Regions from separate parts of the Mus musculus genome. Here region 1 is linked to region 2. The links are chromatin contacts, found by Hi-C or POLR2A ChIA-PET in ENCODE. All regions are on one chromosome and are shown on one strand. The core of a region is the stretch at or near the end of the contact, and the rest is flanking DNA. Distances in the headings are between cores, read along the strand shown. Region 1 has its middle 51 kb from the start of Uxs1. Region 2 holds the start of Uxs1 (UDP-glucuronate decarboxylase 1).

What was found. A loop is a pair of places that touch in the nucleus more often than their neighbours do. ChIA-PET counts read pairs that join two places held with the same protein, here RNA polymerase II (POLR2A).
Region 1: a map of left cerebral cortex shows a loop between it and region 2 (5-fold over the local background). The contact joins the enhancer-like site here to the promoter of Uxs1 in region 2. A Hi-C loop is called at or near these places in 2 of 37 maps with a recorded cell type or tissue (both left cerebral cortex). POLR2A ChIA-PET finds 5 or more read pairs at or near these places in 1 of 5 experiments (Patski).

What each region holds. Positions count from the first base shown.
Region 1 is chr1:43,876,467-43,880,423 of GRCm38, reverse strand. No RefSeq gene overlaps it. Among named protein-coding and RNA genes, the nearest start is that of Uxs1, 51 kb to the right of the region's middle. Within about 2 kb of position 2,193, at least 1 of the 3 ENCODE cell types and tissues checked has a DNase peak (open chromatin) inside an H3K27ac peak, as active enhancers do; it is left cerebral cortex, where a contact is called at or near this core.
Region 2 is chr1:43,826,326-43,829,816 of GRCm38, reverse strand. Uxs1 (UDP-glucuronate decarboxylase 1) reads left to right here and starts at 1,978. Exons shown (of 15, transcript NM_026430.4): 1 at 1,978-2,202. The coding sequence starts at 2,109.

The sequences.
Region 1 (3,957 bases), core at 944-3,443, 50 kb before region 2:
AAAGAGACACAATACTAGCCCAATAAAAGATGAAAATTCAACATGCAAAGTGTGTTTCTCCTGAATTTGTACTGTGTTCATACTATTGTAAATCCAAAACATCCTGAGGCTGTCTTGGGATAAAATTTTAAAAGTAATTTTTAGTTTATCTAAATACAAGTCTACTTGTGAGTTCCTTCCAGTATTTTTAAAATAATTAACACACACACACACACACACACACACACACACACACACACACACACACACGGAGCATGGAAGAAGGGACATATCTAACTGCTGTTTCTGGGACCCAGAAGAGTTCCTCAAACATAATATGACATTGCTCAACCATTGATTAGTGGGTGAACAGGAAATGCTTCAATGAAAGGCAGTACCTCGAATCCCTACACCCCTCCAGCGCATAGGGACTTGACTGTTATTCCAACTCATCTTGGAGGGAACACCACAGATTTTTACAGCGTTTTTACAGAGGTCTCATAAAGTGAAAAACTGTTTCTCTGACCCTATTGACTCAGAATATCACCCAAGGACAAAACCCAGTATTATTAATCTATGCCCACATACTGCTTTCAACATTGGAGGGAGAGATTCAAACCTTACTGCTTCCAGCAAATGATCATAATTCTAGCCCCTACATCTTTTGCACAAATGCATGGCTCTGAGCTAGGAACCAATGAATCATTAAGGAGAAACAGAGTAAATCATACCTTAGGGAGGTCAAAGCATAGTAAGATTGAATACATTGTTTTTCTTAAAGGTTAATTATGAACAGGTTGGATACACTGTACGCAGAACAATCATAAAGATTTCAAAGCACATACTAACTTGGTTGTAATTTAGGTGAAAGTTTGATATATAATTGCAAGCTGCAAACATTTCCTAGAAAAATCATTCACAGTTTCTTCTCCTGAATCCACTAACCTGGATTTTCAGGGCTCTTGCTTTACACTGAGGAAGTGTGTCAACATGCCTACGTTTCAAACTGGAAAAACATGTATGTCTTTCAAGTTAATCTGAGCCACCATATAAAGAAATGGGCATTCAGCCAGTGTTCCTGAATGTAGGAGGAATGGCAGACCTCACAGGGATGGCCACTTCCGCATAAACGGGCGAGTGGGACTGTGTAGTCGCGGGGAGTAGGGCCAGCACAGCAGCAGAGGTAACTTCAGCATTAGAGCCAAAATGAAACCTGCCTGAGAGCCCAGAGATTCGGGAACTGCCACTTGGAGGACACGCTTGCTTGGGACCAATGGAACACAGGTAGAGGGCACAAAGAGCTCTCCTGAAGAGTTTGCTTCCCCATTCTCACCTGCTCCAGGTGTCTGAGCTTCATGCCTTCTCACCCAAGGCACCCAAGGGGGACACAGAGCAAGACAGAGGACTCAGGCAACACCTGAAGAAGTTTCTCTGTCTCATATTGTGCTAAGAGTCAGGACAGAGACAAGAAGCCATGTCCTTAATTAGCAATCTAAAAGTAAGAGAAAATACAACAAACATGAAGTGTGGGAGTTGGGGGGGATAACGTGTTGCTATAAGGGAACTGGGGCCTGGAGAGTATTACAAGTTAGCTCAGGAAAGAATACATTTCTCTATTCAGATCTGGGAGAGTCCTCCTCAGCACACGTCAGCTTTAGAGTATGAATTCTCCTTTCCCAGTGGTGATGCTAGGCAGGTCAGCTCAGCTATTTTAGTTAGACCTGAAGCAAATCATGGAATCAACTTTCCTTGGATTAAACTGATCGTAAAATCATCTTCTGAACCTGGATTCTTTGTCAGGATTTATCAAATCAGAAGCCCTTCGCTATCTTGACACATTTCATAAATCCTCTGTAATTTCCAAAAAATAGTTATCCTAGGCTTTCTATCAACACTGTTAATGATGGTAGAACATCCCAAAAGTGGGCGGAAAGGGACTTCAGAGATCAGAGTAACTGATGGGCAGCCCTTCCCGTGGTATCCACCTGCTCAGAGAATAGGGAGACTTCTGTAAAAAATTAACTGGGGTTATGACAGGCCATTAGCAGGGTGTCAGTGCATGAGGCAAAGTCAGAAAATTTCTGGCTGGAAGTTGAGTTCCTTCAGGGAAGCCATCCATTGAGGAATGTAAGCTCCAGGGATTTGGCAGACAGGATCTGGTGTGCTCCTACTTACCCTGGTGCAGCAAAAAAGATGTTACAGCATGCAGATCTCAGGGTCTTTCCTGGTGGATTATTCCTCTTCCCTCTGCCAGGGAGGATCTGATTAGTCACCTCCTGGGAAAGAGCAAGGTTTGTGGGGCTAAGATCTGTGAAGTTGCAAATATTTTAAATTCAATTACACAAGACAAACATGTAAAAAGGAGAAACAAGAAACTGTTTCTATAATACCTTTCCTGAATGTTCTTTTTTTTGAAACAAGAAAATTGAACCTAAAGGGGGGGTGGGAGGTTATGTAATCTGACCATCATTTGATCATAGCTGACATATGGGCAAAGTGCAATTTCCTGGGGTGAATGCATTAACCTCATTGGTTATCATCAAGATGAGAGGTCTCATAGTTCTCAGCTTCTCTGTTTTCATGTGTTGCTTATTAACAACAGTCCCTCATTTTCCAGAGAATCCCAGCCAACATGAATAGTATTGCAAATTCATCCTGACTCAACTTAGTATTAAAAGCAAATTAATATCCACAAATGTCCTCAGGCATGTTCAACCCTGGTCCTGTAGGCTGGGTATACCAACTCATCAACTTACTGGGAACATTATGAGACTGTGTGTGTGTGTGCGCGCGCGCGCGCGCGTGTGTGCACACATGTGCTTTATTTTTGTAACTGGATTGAATGATTCTTGAGCATAAATTTAGTATGTGGCAACAAGTTACACTGTCAAACTCAGACTCCAAACTCAGACTCGCTTGAAGGCTAACATTTTAGAAATGTAAGGATGAGATTACGGGACAGACCGTTTCTGCTTCCATAGGACATGGCTTATGTGCTGTTCAGCTAGGCATATGGAAGGCACTCAGTGCCTCAAACAGAAGCCCAGATTTTTCCCAGAACAGGTCTGGACCATCTGTTCCGCCTTCTTCTTGGCTTCCAGAACACCAGGAACTATTCTTCCAAAGCAGCTTTCTGGAGTCAGACATGGCCTCAAAAGGCGAGGCTAAGCATAAACCCACATCTTTAGTAAATTCGAGGCTATCTATAGTCAGTAGTTCATAGGTGTCTTAGTTTCAACCTCCTTTCTCCTTAAAAATTATTAAAAATTCCAAAGATTTTTGTAAGTGGAATATATCTACCAGCATCTACCTTATTATAAATGAAAATATAAACATTTAAAAGCATGTACATAAAAGCATTTAAGCATAAATGCAATAAGCTTGCTGCATTGATAAATAATTGTACAGACTCAAATTCTATACATCTAAATGAGTATACAAGTTTCCCTGTGAGTGGCTACCTTGATCTAGCTGTGTGATGTCTTTGTGAGTTCATCAGAATTAAAAACAATTTAAAGAATATAAAATGTTTATTTGCATAAACTTTTTTAATTAAAAAATAAAATTTGTAATATACAAACATGATTTTTTTTTCAAAAAGAAATAATGTAGCAAGAAGAATATAGTGGTCTTACACTTTGTGAATCTATTCAATGGCTGGGTTCCCATATCTGCTTTGATATATATTTTTTCAACTTTGTTTTCTAGAATTCCATACATGACACTGCTTCTACATCACTCCTGCCTTGCCCATTCCATTCTAAATTCATGACTTCTTTAATTTCTCTCTGTCACACACACACACACACACACACACACACACACACACACCCCACATGCACACACACATACACCAAACCTACTTAATTCATTAAGGACTGCTCACATTGCTTGTACCTACATGTGTCCATGACTGACCACTTGAGGTAGGGTAGCCTGTGTTGGAGCTCATCCCTGGCGGAAACTGATTCTTCCAGT
Region 2 (3,491 bases), core at 729-3,228:
CAACGCCCCCCCCCCATCCACAAACACACACACACACACACACACACACACACAACCCAGCTGGATCTGCACACCACCTTCTAAAGCAGATTCTGCCACCACATCATTAACTCTTCCTTTGCCTTATGCTGGTCACCTGCAAGCACAGGAAGTATGATAGTAAAGTACCTACTCTTGTATGTGTCCACATACATGTTGTCTTTCAAAATTATCACCTTAAAATGAACAATCTGCTGTTCTTCCCACATGCTCTCTTTTATATATGACTTGATGTTTCTTACTATGTTATAAGCTGTATAGTTGTATGGTGATTCCCTCCCTCCATTTGACTCAGTTCAGTACCATCTCCTTCCCCTGTCTATGCCCTTGACTATGTGTCTTTGTCAATGGAGACAAACAGGGAAGAACATGAGGAGAGAGACTATTTTATGGAGGTTTTTCATGTTTCAGCAGCTTGCTTCTTTGGAGCTCTCGTAGTAATTATAATCCAGTTGCACTCCAGAAAACCCCATCAGAGCAGATATACCTACCCAGCTCCACAGCCCCTAGTGCACAGGGAATATCATTCAACTCCATTTCCTTTCCTGGATGCACTTAAGATATACACCATAGATCTGTACAATGTTACAGACAAAAGGGTATGCATTTATTATGACAATTTCCTGACAGATGGATGGAAGGTATCTTAAGGAAAGAGGACTTTTCTGATTCTATCAAATACCCTAAGGCCTAGCAGAACATGTGTTTCTGAAGACTCTTTGTATGCATTCCCTTAGGATATAGCTTGACAGGTACAATACAGTACTGGGTGATACAGTCCAAAATCAACTGATTAATTCACCATTTCCTATCACTATTGCTCAAAGCAAAGTTTTATGGGTCACTTTTAGGAACCTCTGTGTTCTACACTATTAATGTAGTTACTTTTGACAAGAGTCTGCCTATTTGATAGGATGTGGAGCTTTTGCTCTAAATTGTCCTTTCAATGGATAGTTTTTAGTTCTTAAAACTCACCAGAAAATTCCTGAATTGGAAATGACTTACAGATGGAGACATGAAAATCCAGAGTCACAGTCTCCGGTCTATGTTCTTCCCTCCTTAACCATGCAGACATCCCAACATTACAGTACACTCATACAATCTGAAGATGGCAACCCTTTCTTCATAGGTCTTCAAGCAGCCCTCATGTTTCTATCTTTTATCAGGGTTGTTATGAATGTGAAACTGTCTGCCAACACTGAGTCTCATTAATATTCAAACATCTGAGAGGAAAAGTACCTCAGATCTCATTGTGCTATGCTTAAGGAGAAGACATAACCAGAGCATTCTGTCTCGCTTTTGGTAACTATGATCAGGCAAAGTGTCTGTTGTTCTGAAATTATTCCCATACACTTTGTACCAGAAATGATCCCTGCTCATTTCTGCTGTTCCCACTGCAGTGTGGTTTGTCCTAAATTCCAACGATTAACAACCTCTTCATGATAATATACCCTTCATCTTTAAAATAAAGAAAATGAAGAGAAGTGTTGTCGATTCACCGGCGCGTTTGGGATTTATCACTTTCCTGCCTTGCAAAAAGAACAGCTAAGAAGGCAACTTACTAGCCCCGCACTCATAGAAACTCAACTGTTCACTGTCAAGACACACCAATTACAGCAAACCAGTTCTTCATCTCCAACAGCGCGAGGCCACAGCCCAGCCGGCCGTGTAGGACTAAGAACGCGCAAGCGCCCTGCAAGTTGCAGGCGAACTTCCGAGATCCGCGCCAAACGTCGAACGCTACCCCAGCAGCGAAAAGGGGGCAAGCACACTGGGCTGCGCATGCGCGCTCCGAGCCACCCACTGTGCCCACCCATCCCTGGTTGATTGACACCATCCTGAAAACTCAGGGATTACACTGCGCTTGCGGGGAAAAGGAGGATGAGGGCGGGGCACGGCTGTGGGCGGAGCCGGAGGCCGGGACCCAGCCGCGCGAGCGCAGTGGTTTAGCCGGCAGGAAGCCGGGCGCGCGGGGGTGGGGCTGGTGCACGGGGGCGGGGCTCGGGCCGCCGCGCATTGTGCTGCGGCTGGCCGGCGCGGCAGGCCCCGGACCCGAGCGGTTCCCGGGCATGGTGAGCAAGGGGCTGTTGCGCCTTGTCTCTTCAGTCAACCGCAGGAGGATGAAGCTTCTGCTCGGCATCGCGCTGTTCGCCTACGCCGCCTGTGAGTGCGTGCGCGGTGGGCGGGAGCCCATTCATTCCCGCGCGGCGGGGAGCGGGCGCTGCGGCCGAGCAGCAGGCTGTTCAGGGCCGGGGACCGGTTCACAGCTTCCACGAGGCTGAACTTGTGCTGTGGAGCCGCTGGCCGCTTTGCTTGCTGCCCGCTTCCGCGTAGGCCCGGCGTCGGACCGGTGGCCGGTGTTGGGGCCTTTGCCCGGGACGCGGTGGACACGTTCCCCGAGCTGTAGACACTGCGGACTCGGCCAACCTCGCAGCGCCCGCCAGCTCGTACTGACCCGAACCGCTGTGCTGTGCTGTCCACAGCACCCAGGGTTAGGGTTAGGGTGAACCTGGAGAGTGCGGCGCGGGGACATCCTTGGGGACGGTGCTGGTTAAGTAGGATAAAAATATTATAGCTATTGGCAGGGTCCCTGCTCCGACTGTTTGCTCCGCAGGAAAATTACTCAGCAGCTGAGTGTTGCCATTCTCCGTGGATGCCCTGTGTGGCCATGCTCTGATATCCTGTCTCACACTCCCCGCTCCCCACTCTCCTCCCGCGCCACCAGGTACTCCTCCAGCGTGTCGCGGAAGGAGGCACAGCATAGGGGGCAGGCGGGGCGGGTGTCAATTGGATCCTTAGCCTGTTTATCTTGAGGGGCCCTCAGCTTCTCAGAGAAGGCAAAGTCTAGTTTTTTGGTGTTTGTTTGTTTGTTTTTGCTCTGTGCAACTGGATATAACAGCTATTACTACTTTACCAAGTACCAAAATTGGGCTAAAAATAGCTCTCAGAGTGAGTGAGCTCCTTCTGAATCCTGGCCACCCAGGCAAACATACTCGAATGAAAACTGCTAAGTGATTGAGTTTCCAGGGTCTGATTCCCAGGTGAGTAGGTACTTTGGAACGTGGGTTCAACTGATGGGATGATGGTGTTAGTAGGATGCAGACTGGCTGCTACAGCTCAGCTGTTGCAAGAGGAGGAGGAGGAGGAGGAGGAGGAGGAGGAGGAGGAGGAGGAGGAGGAGGAGCAGGAGGAGGAGGAGCAGCAGCAGCAGCAGCAGCAGCAGCAGCAGCAGCAGCAGCCAGGAAGCTCTGGAAAGGCTTCTGGTTGCTAGGAGAAGTTTTAGATCTGGGTGGCTTGGTAGATTTGATTGGTTTCAGCAAGGAAGGAAGAATTAACTTCAAGTGTGGTCTGTATTGAAGAAGATGATTATTCAAGAAAAAGACCCCTTACAGCTGAGTAATTATTACTGTTTTATTAGTAATGCCTAAGTTAGCTGAGTGCTTAACTGTATG